Regions from separate parts of the Homo sapiens genome. Here region 1 is linked to region 2. Evidence: chromatin loops called from intact Hi-C (ENCODE). Cell type or tissue: adrenal gland. All regions are shown on one strand. Each heading gives the region's core, and the rest is flanking DNA. Links, peaks and the distances in the headings are about the cores only.

Region 1 (5,390 bases), core at 244-5,243, 530 kb before region 2:
TTTGTTTTTTGATGGAGTCTCACTCTGTCACCCAGGCTGGAATGCAGTGGTGTAATCTTGGCTCACTGCAACCTCCCTGCCCCAGGTTCAAGTGATTCTCCTGACTCAGCCTCGCAAGTAGCTAGGATTACAGGTGCATGCCACACCCACCTGATTTTTGTGTTTTTATTACAGACAGGGTTTCACCATGTTGGCCAGGCTGGCCTTGAACTCCTGACCTCAAGTGATCTGTCCACCTTGACCTCCCAAAGTGCTGGGATTACAGGAGTGAGCCACTGTGCCTGGCTGAGATCTAGGTTTTTGACGGACAGAGAACTACAAAAAGAGCTTAAGACAGCTTGGTGTTCCAAAATTTAAGGAAAAAGTGTTTCAAGAAGAGAGTGATCAGTAGGGTCAAAGATCAAGTACCAGGAACTGCAAAGAGGAGAGCTTGAGATGTGGCCAACAGAAAGCTTGTGTTCCCTACTTTCCTTCCTTCACTACGGGTGGTGATGCCGGAGGCAGACATCTTATCTGTTTCTTTTTTATATGTAATTTTCTTTTTCTGATTATATAAAACTTGTTTCTGAAATTTGGAAAATATGGAAAATTAGTTAAAAAGAAGAAATGATGCATAGATAATCATTAAAACTTTTTTAGAATGAATTTCTCTATTCTTTATATAAACATGTATGCATATATGCACATATATACATGTCTGTATGTAGATTAGTTCCTGTTTACTCTCCTCCCTCCCCTCATCATTCAACCACCCACAAGGCCTTTCTATGTGCATTCAGGGTAAGGTTATAGCAGGAATGCAAAGAGAAAGAAATAAAACAATTATTAGCACTTAACTTTTCTAAATCGATTTTTGAAGTTTCTGGAAGAGACCTTACCCAGAGAAAAAGGATTTTGAATTTTAAAGTCTGACTTTTGTGTACAAAGGCTAAATTTTATTTTATAAATAATCGATTTTGGAAGAATGAATGATATAAGAGCTGGGATTTGATAAAATTCCACAGCTGAGCTAGGAGAGATTTGGTAAGTGTGACTGGATTTGGGTGCTGCTGTAAATCTCAGAGATGATCTCACACCTTGTGGAATGCTAGAAGTCCTAGAGTGGTGGGGATGGGAACCTCGAGTGGAGAAAAACTATACTGTGATTCCTGGGGAAACCTGAGAAGGCAGGGAAGGAGGTTCACAGAGGAGCCCCTCATGCCAGCCTGTTGCAGCGGCAGTGAGAAGAAATGGGCAAGGCCACACTCCCAATTGCCTGTGGCCCAGGAGCCTTGGGAAGGTGCTCCAGAGAGTCATTTGTCACCAGATGGTGAAGGGCTGAGATAAGGCTGAGATAAAAGTCCTGGTGGGACCACAGATGTGTGTCTCAGATGCTGCTAGCATAGTAGATACAAATTATATATATATATATATATGTATATATATATATATGTGTATATATATATATGTATATATATATATATGGCTGTGGTATTCGTTAAAGTTCATCTGTGGTATTCCTTAAAGTTTTATATATTAATCTGTGGTATTTCTTAAAGTTTTGGTCACACTGTTTAGAGTTTTGCTAAACATTATATCATGAACATTTAAACCATGTCGGTGATCTCGGCTCACTGCAAGCTCCACCTCCCAGACTCAAACCATCCTCCCACCTCAGCCCTTACTCCCCTCCCCCCAACCCCTGCCCCCCACCCCGAGTAACTGGGACCACAGGTGTGCACACCATGCCCAGCTAATTTTTGTAATTTTTTTTTTTTTTGTAAAGAAGGTGTTTCACCATATTGCGCAGGTTGGTCTCGAACTCCTGAGCTCAAGTGATCTGCCCAGTTCAGCCTCCCAAAGTGCTAGAATTACAGGCGTGAGTCACACTGCACCTGGCCTATACACATTTGTAAGGCTTCCTATTCACATGTCAAACTGCCCTCCTGCCCTTTACATTCCCATCAGCTGGTTCCATCACGTGCATGTACTAACGTCTTCAGGGACCACTCAGCGGTGCATAGTTTCTGGGTATATGAACAAACTGGAGTACGATTCTAGTAGATCAGAGGCTCTGAGAATGTCTCCACTCTTGTCCAGACCTTGAAACATCAAGTGACTGAAGCTTGCAGGCTGTCCTTTGCCACTAAACGCAGATTGAATGTTAAGACACTAGGGGGCAGAGGCGTCCCACTAAACCGAGGATGTTCTGTTCGTTTTTTAAACCTAAACTGGTTCATACCATCCATCTAGATCCAAATTCGCACATTGCTATCATGGAGTATTCAATTATTTTAACAAATTAATAAACAAAGGCAAGACTGCTGTAAGTTTAAAATAGGTAGTTCTCAATTACTGTAACAAACATTCTATTCCCACTGCTTTTTTAAAACCTGAACTTTTTATATTACAATAGTTTTAGAGTTACAGAAAAATTATGAAGATAGGATAGAGAGTTCCCATATACCCCAAACAAAGTCAGTTTCCCCTATTTTTTTAGACAGGGTCTTATTGTGTCCCCCAGATTGGAGTGCAGTGGCATGATCTCGGCTCACTGCAACCTCTGCCTCTGGAGCTCAGGCAATCCTCCCACTTTAGCCTCCCGAGTAGCTGGGACTACAGGCATGTGTTGCCTGGCTATTATTATTATTTTGTATGTTTTGTAGAGGCGGGGTTTTGCCATGTTGCTGAGGCTGGTCTTGAACTCCTGGCCCAAGCCATCTGCCTGCTTGGGCGGCTTCCTGTTTTGTTAACATCTTACATTAGTATGGTGCATTTATTACAACAAGTAAACCAAGACTGATGTGTTAGTATTAACTAAAGTCTAAAGTCCATAACTCAGTTTTCTTTAGTTTTACCTAACGTCCTTTTTATTATTATTATTATTTTATTTCACAGGCCTAATGTCCTTTTCATGTACCAGGATTCCATTCAAGATACCACATTAGATTGATGCGTTATGTCTCCTTAGGCTCACCTAGACCATGACATTTCCTCAGATTCTCCTTGTTTGTGCCGACCTTGACAGCTTTGAGGGGTATTACGTGTTTTATAAAATGCCCTTCAATTGGGGTTTGTCTGATGTTTTTCTCATGGATAGACAGGAGTTGTAGGTTTTTGGGAGGAAGACTGTAAGAGGTAAAGTGCCATGCTTATCACACCATGTTGTCAGCATGACATATCAATTTTGAAATTAACCTTCATCACCTGACTGAGCAATATTTGGTAGGTTTCTCCACTGTAAAGTTACTTCCTCCTCACCCCTCATACTGTACACTGTGGAAGGAAGTCACTACCAGCAGCCAATGTTAAGGAGTGAATAGTTATGTAGCCCTTTCTGAGGAGCCCTGTGTGCATAAGTTATCTGGAATTCTGTACGGAAGATTTATCTATTCTCCCCATTTATTTATTCAATTGTTTATTTGTATCTCTCTTTGAACTCATGGATATTTCTTTTTTTTTTTTTGAGACAAGGTCTTGCTTTGTCACCCAGGCTGGAGTGCAGTAACGCAATCTCGGCTCACTGGCAACCTCCACCTCCCAGGTTCAAACAATTCTCCTGCCTCAGCCTCTTGAATAGGTGGGATCACAGGCCCACGCCACCATGCCCGGCTAATTTTTGTATTTTTAGTAGAGACGGGGTTTTGCCATGTTGGCCAGGCTGGTTTCGAACTCCTGACCTCAGTTGACCCACCCGCCTTGGCTTCCCAAAGTGCTGGGATTACAGGCATGAGCTACCACACCTGGCCAGATACTTATTTTCTACTTTGCTTTTACAACCATGTCTGGCCAAATTTTACACCCCTTTAATAATAATAATAGCTACCAATTATTGGGAATTTATATATACACTGTGCTAAGCATTGTATATATGTCATCTCATTTAATATTAGCAACCATCCTCATGGGAGATATTATTATCCTTTGGTCCCATATGATGAGCCTGAAGCTTGTAGAGATAAATAATTTCCCCTGACCACACAACTGGTACACAGGATGCAAGCTCTGGTCTGTGAGAATTCAGAGCCTGTGGGTTTCACCGCTATGACACTGCCTCCCTGCTTTACTCAAGAATAGGATATGCTAAGAGGCTGAGTTTAATTGTATGAGGAAAAAATAAAGATAAAGACTGTGGTGGTATTAGGCCTCTATTCCAGTCCTTTATCCTTCCCTTCTGTTCACTGTCACCCTGATAGTTTCCCCTTCTGATTTGTCAATGATAAAATAAAAAATTCAATAAAAATGCATTGAGATTTTGCTAGTATATAATTTATAATTAGCATGTCATACATGGTTCTAATGATAAATAATTAAGAAATAAAATACTTTTCCTGACAAGAAATAACCTATAAATCATGTTAAGACATAGGAAAACAACAATTTAGGCATATATTATGTGGCTTACTAAGCAAACATATTTTTTTGAGACAGAGTCTCAATCTATTGCCCAGGCTTGAGTGCAGTGGTGCAATTACACAATCACAGCTCACTGCAGCCTCGACCTCCTGGGCTCAAGCAATCCTCCCAGCTCAGTCTCCTGAGTAGCCGGAATTACAGGTGTGTGCCACCACGCCTGGCTAATTTTTAATTTTTTTGTTTTGTTTTGTTTTAGATAGAAGGTCTTGCTTTGTTGCCCAGGCTTTTCTCAGACTCCTGGGCTCAAGTGATCCTCCTGCCTCAGCCTCCCAAAGTGCTGGGATTACAGGCATGAGCCACCGCACCCTGCTGGCAAAGCATATTTGTATGCGTAATTTTTAAAAAATAAACTCTCCATTTTTGAATAGTTTTAGGTTTATTGAAAGATTGTGATGATAGCATAGAGAGTTCTCATATACCCCGCACCCGATTTCCCTCATTGTTAATATCTTACATTAATATGGTTTATTTATCACAATTAAGTAACCAGTACTGGCTGGGTGAAGTGGTTCATACCTGTAATCCCAGCACTTTGGGAGCCTGCGGTGGGAGGATTGCTTGAGCTCAGGAGTTCAAGACCAGCTTGGAAACGTAGCAAGACCCTGTCAGCACACACACAAAATTTTTTTTTTAATTAGCTGAGCGTGGTGGCGTGCATCTGTCGTTCCAGTTACTTGGGAGGCTGAGATGGGAGGACTGCTTGAGCCCGGGAGGTTGAGGATGCAGTGAGCTATTGTTGCCTGGGTGACAGAGCGAGACCCTCTCTCAAAACAAAAAACAAAAAACAAAAACAAAAACAACAACAAAAAAACCAAACCAAAACAAAAACCCAATACTGCTATGTTGCTATTAACTAGAGTTGATAATTTATTCAAAATTCCTTAGTTTTTATCTGATGCTTTTTATCCTGTCCAGGATCTCACCCAGGATACTAAGTTGCATTTAGTTGTCATTTCTCCTTAGGCTCATCTTGGCTGTGACAGTTTCTCAAACTT
Region 2 (5,390 bases), core at 140-5,139:
GGAGACAGAGGATGCAGTGAGCCGAGATCATGCCACTGCACTCCAACCTGGGTGACAGAGTGAGACTCCATCTTAAAAAAAAAAAGAAAAAAGAAAAGGGAGAGACACCAAGAATGTACAAACACAGAGAAAGGACCATGTGAAAACACAGCAAGAAGGAGGCCAGCTGCAAGCCAAGGACAGAGGCCTCAGGAGACAGCAACCCTGCTGGCACCCTGATCTTGGACTTTTGTTCTCCAGAACTGTGATAAATCAATTTCTGTTGTTTATGTTACAAGGTCTATGGTATTTTGTTATGGCAGCACCAGGAAAATAATATATTGAGCATTTCCCTGTAAATATTTTTAAATAATTTTATTTTTAATGACTGAAAATTCATCATTTTGATATAATTATGTAGCTAATCCTCTTTTTTGAAATATTTAGGTCATTCCCAATTTTTGCTATCATGAATAATGCTTTTAATATCCTTGTATGTTGGTAAATCATTTTTTAGATGCAAAATGCCCTCCAAAAAGACCATAGTATAAATTAATGGGAATAAATTATGGGAATTCTTCATACTATTTCTGCAACTTTTCTGGGTTAAAAATTACTTCAAAATAAAAATGAGAGAGAAGGCCAGGCGTGGTGCCTCACGCCTGTAATCCCAGCACTTTGGGAGGCCAAAGTGGGTGGGTCACCTGAGGTCAGGAGTTCGAGACCAGTCTGGCCAACATGGTGAAACCCCGTCTCTACTAAAAACACAAAAATTAGCCGGGCATGGTGGCGGGAGCCTGTAATTCCAGCTACCTGGGAGGCTGAGGCAGGAGAATCACTTGAATCCCGGAGGCGGAAGTTGCAGTGAGCTGAGACCATGCCATTGCACTCCAGCCTGGGCAATAAGAGCAAAACTCCATCTAAAAAAAAAAAAAGTGAAGAGAAATCTCATAACAAAGCTAGAATTCCACTAGAATATGTACATGAGTATTATCCTGCAGCCAATATTGTATAGGCACAGGACCAGAAAAGCCTTCTTGGAGATCAATATTCTGATTGCAAATACTGTCAATCCAACAGGGGACTCTAACAGGAATGCTTTCTCTTGGCAGGAATTTGACAATTTGGTGCACAGCTAAGGATGGGGAAGGAAGGAAATTTAGAAACATCTTTCTAAAAATTATTGGTCCTGCACAGAGAAGAATAAATGTGAGAATGGAGGTGGGATTCCTACCTTTGCTAGTCTCTCCTTGATTTTATAAGCAATGACTATCACACAGCTCCCTTATGCTCCTCATTTTAGTAAAATTTACCCTAGCTCTTACAATCAGGTGGTGCTTACAGGCTTTTCTATGACAATTCAATAACAGTCAAATATTTACTGAACACTTATACAGAGTTTTGTTGGGGGTTATAGAAATTAATGAGGATCGTTCTCTACCTTCTAGGTGGACACACTAGTGAGACAGACTCATAGAAAGGAAAACAATAAGCTATCATAAAAACTGAAGGAACTAAGCCTCACTGGTGGCTGGGAAGGCACTGAATATGCATTAAAGAGATCAGGGAAGCATTAATAGAGGAGGTAGTATTGAAGGATGAATAGGATATTGCTAAGCAGAGTCAAATGGAAAAGCTGCTAAAAGTACCTAACATCTGAAAAAGAATGACCAGGGTTCATGCATGAGATAGGGTGCATGGGGCATGCCATGGGATATGAAGCTGGGCATGGGAGCCAGTACTATGGATTTTGAATTATTAAAAGGACACCAATTTGCATTTTAAGATTACTGAGAAAATGTTAAGGGTAAAAGAGTAGAATGTGTATCTTGCCTGGTTCAAGGGTGACAGAGAAGGGTTTGCTCTATCCCCACTCTATCCCCATCTCCTAAAATTCAGTTCACAGGGACACTGTTGCACTCTGCAGAGCCAGAAAGAAAGATGTGTTAGTCACATACTGTAATACAAAGCTGTGATATGATGTGATCAGACAAAAGACTCCACACATTGCTGCTGAGTGCATGGCCGATGTGTTTAGTATTTGTCAATGCATGAAATAATGGTTCACTCTTCATTTGTGTTAAAGCATAATGCAGGTTCACTTGTGTTAAGGTTTAAGTATGCATCTGCCAATCACTGTGTGACCTTCTGGAAGTGACATACTCTCTGAGAACCTCAGTTGCTTTTTCTGTCAAATGTGGGTAATAAAAGCTACCTCATAAGGATTTTGTGAGCATTAAATGAGATCATGCACATGTAAGTGTTTGCTAGCTATAAAGCATGATATAAATGTTATTGTTACTAGGATAATTCGTGTGTGTGTGTGTGTGTGTGTGTGTGTGTAAAAATGACAGGGGGAGAAAATATTCTGTACTATTTTACCAGAAGGTGGCAGCATTTTGTTTGCTAGGCATTTCCTGCCTGTGTTACCTCTAACAGGTATTTTCTGGAGACTTCTTCAGGCAACCAAGGAAATCTCATGGGGAGGTATATGAGTTGAAGACCCTTATTCTTGTTTGTCTTATGTTGTTTTAAACTACAGGGAGATGAATATATAGAAAAGTTACAGGGAACAAAGTCTTCTTAGAAGCTCAATTAGGGGAAAATCATTTGCTCTCCTGCCCCACCACTGCAGCATAAGCCCTTCTCTGAGCCTCCCATTTGCTGGAGCCTTTTAAAATGCCTTTATTGTTGTCTGGTGTTTGAAGCAGAGATGTACATTTTGGATCTGATTAATGTTTTTGTTGGATTGTCTCTGTGTCTCCCACATGTTAATCCACATTACCATATTCAAACATGTGCATTAACTGAACACCTTCTAGCTGCAGAGATTCTGGATAAAATTACAAATCTGGTCATATTTTTCAGGATCTTACAGTAAGTCTTGTTAGGAAGATCAAGTATGAAACAACTTGAAAATGGTTACAAAATAACATATCAACATGAATAAGCAACAATACCATCAACTGAATTGGGGGTCCTGAAAATGCAAAAAAAAAAAAAAAAAGATCAGAGTGAGAGGAGGGTGGTGAGGTTTTCTGGAGGGAATATATTCTACTTATTATTTCACATCAAAATTTGTGATGTTTCATAACCTATTCCACCACACACACACCCAAAACACCCTATACCTCACCATTTTTAAAAGCCTTATTTATTTATATGTATGTTTATTAACATAATGTTTGAGTTTGTTAAAATATATTATTTCCTGTTACTTCTTATGGCAATATGACAATCTTCTGGATATATTGCAAAACTAAAGTTTCAGAGAACAGAGACTACATCTAACTAAATATCTTTGCAGTGTGTCTAGTGAAACTAAATAGGCTTGTGGCAAGTCATTTTAACCACCTTTTAAAAAAAATTGCTTTCCAGTACTCTACTTGGGGAACCAAAGTGTTCCCTAGACTTGGTTTTGCTTTCCGTCTTGACAGTGAGGATAATACAATAATGCTGGTGCTGTGATGAAACGTGTCCGCTATGAAGTACAGTCCAATTGATACTTATTGTTTTATCACATGTTGGGACAATAAAAGAAGATTTTTTAATTTAAGGAATTATTATTTACATGGTGACAAAAGGCTGTGAATCCAAAATCAACAGCATATCAGATCTGGTTTCACTAAGAAAAAGACCAGGACTCCACTTGGGATTCAATCTCTATGATCATCGCCTCCCTGGTAGGAGCTGGGAAAGTATCTAGGTCTACAAAACTTCCCCTGAAGCCCATGCAATTGACAGTTACCACTGCCACCATTTTCATTTCCAAATTTGTTTTAAAATGGATCTGATTTTTGCCCAACATCCACTTAAGTGCCCTGCTATCTCAGAGTAAGGAGCAAAGATTACACAGCTAACCCTTTCTTTTGTCTGTGAGAGCAAACAAATAATTAAACCATATTAAAATAAGGTAGTTCTAGACCTCCTGAGATATTTGGTAATGCATAACATGACTTGCGAAAGTCATTTTTTCCCCTGAATCTCATTTTACCCATCTATTAAAAGTGGGGGGTGAGGAGGGCTCAAGGATGGTGGCACGGATTAGCTCTAAGGGCCCTGCCAACTTTGACCTTCTGTGATTCTAAAAGAAGTCAAGTTTTGATAATTGCCTGGGATTCAGTATCAGGCCCCTGTAAGGAGCATCAAGAGTCTTTTAATGAAACTCATTTTGCTGTATGTATTTATAACAGCACTTGAATCGGGCTGGTTGAGTATTGGTCAATAATGGGGCCTAATATGAAAACGATCACCAGATCAATCCTTTCCCCTTCAGTTAGGAAGCATCATTCACTACCATTCAGGTAGTGAGAACACCATTTCGGAGCTGCCCAGGGTCTCCAACAAATGTGGAAAATGTGAACACTGCCTCTGATGATGAATGCCACAGATCTAAGAACATTTTTATCCATGAATCAGCAAAAAGAGCATTTGCCCTTAAGTAACAGAACTTAAATTTGAGACCTAGCTCTGGACCTAGCCCTCGCTCTAACCTGGTTTGAGTCCTCAAAGCCAAACTTCAGTTTATAATATTTAAAACTTAAGAATAATATCTAACTGCATGGCTGCAGTATTACTCAGCTGACATAATAAATGTAAATTTTTATAAAGATGTATCAATCAACATTAATTGAGAATCCACAACATGAAAGTTACATGGTTTTCAAGGAACTTTCAGGGTTTTTTTTGGGGGGATGAGGAGGGTGGCAGGCATGCAAACAAGTACCATTTTAAAAGATTAAAACTGGTAAGCCAGTAAGAGGAGTACAAAATGGCATGAGCAGAAATTTCATTCATGTAATTCACTACATTAACCAAAAAAAAAATAAGTTAAACTAAGGTAATCTCAACAGGAACCAAAATTAGTGCAGAAAAAAAAATTTTTGATAAAATTGAACAGCTATTCCTGATTGATTAAAAGCCAACAGAAAATTCCCATACTAGAAAGAGGCCCTGTACCAAGAACCTAAAGTAAATTTCATAATAACATTAGAAACATTTCCAGTTAGATACAAAATGAGTTAAAGATGCCCTCTACAATCACCACTCTTATTTGACATCATCCTAGAGATCTTATCCAGTAACAAGACAAAATAAAGGAACAAACAAATCTATTATTATGGCGAAAAAGCTGAGATATTTTTTCAGTTAATATGATCACCTATCTAGAAAATCCACAAGAATCAATTTTTTTAAGTATAAAGATTAGGAGTTCAGCAATGTAGTTAGATTGAAGATCAATAGCTTTCCTACACATTAGCAAAGCCAATTAGAAAATACAAAATAAAAATCACAATCACAACAGCAACCAAAACTGTAAAATTTCTAGAAATGCAAGAACTATATTACTTATGAAAATGCATAAACAAAGACCTGAATAAATGGAAAGACAAGCAGTATTTCAGGAAGGG

Evidence for each region. Hi-C counts contacts between places; a loop is a spot of excess contacts. Peaks named below come from ENCODE experiments on the same cell type or tissue, not always from the same donor. Only the 100,000 strongest peaks of a DNase experiment are listed, where the experiment ranks them.
Region 1: a loop joins it to region 2, with 4 times the contacts of the local background. A loop is called at or near these places in 44 of 110 quality-filtered maps.

What each region holds. Positions count from the first base shown.
Region 1 is chr3:193,569,334-193,574,723 of GRCh38, reverse strand. It overlaps a transcript of ATP13A4 not described here. Among named protein-coding and RNA genes, the nearest start is that of ATP13A4, 17 kb to the right of the region's middle. In adrenal gland, for the core only: a CTCF peak has its summit at 2,153 (motif pointing right); a DNase peak (open chromatin) is centred at 2,013.
Region 2 is chr3:193,038,261-193,043,650 of GRCh38, reverse strand. No RefSeq gene overlaps it. Among named protein-coding and RNA genes, the nearest start is that of MB21D2, 120 kb to the right of the region's middle. In adrenal gland, for the core only: a CTCF peak has its summit at 2,347 (motif pointing right); no DNase peak of the experiment used is centred there.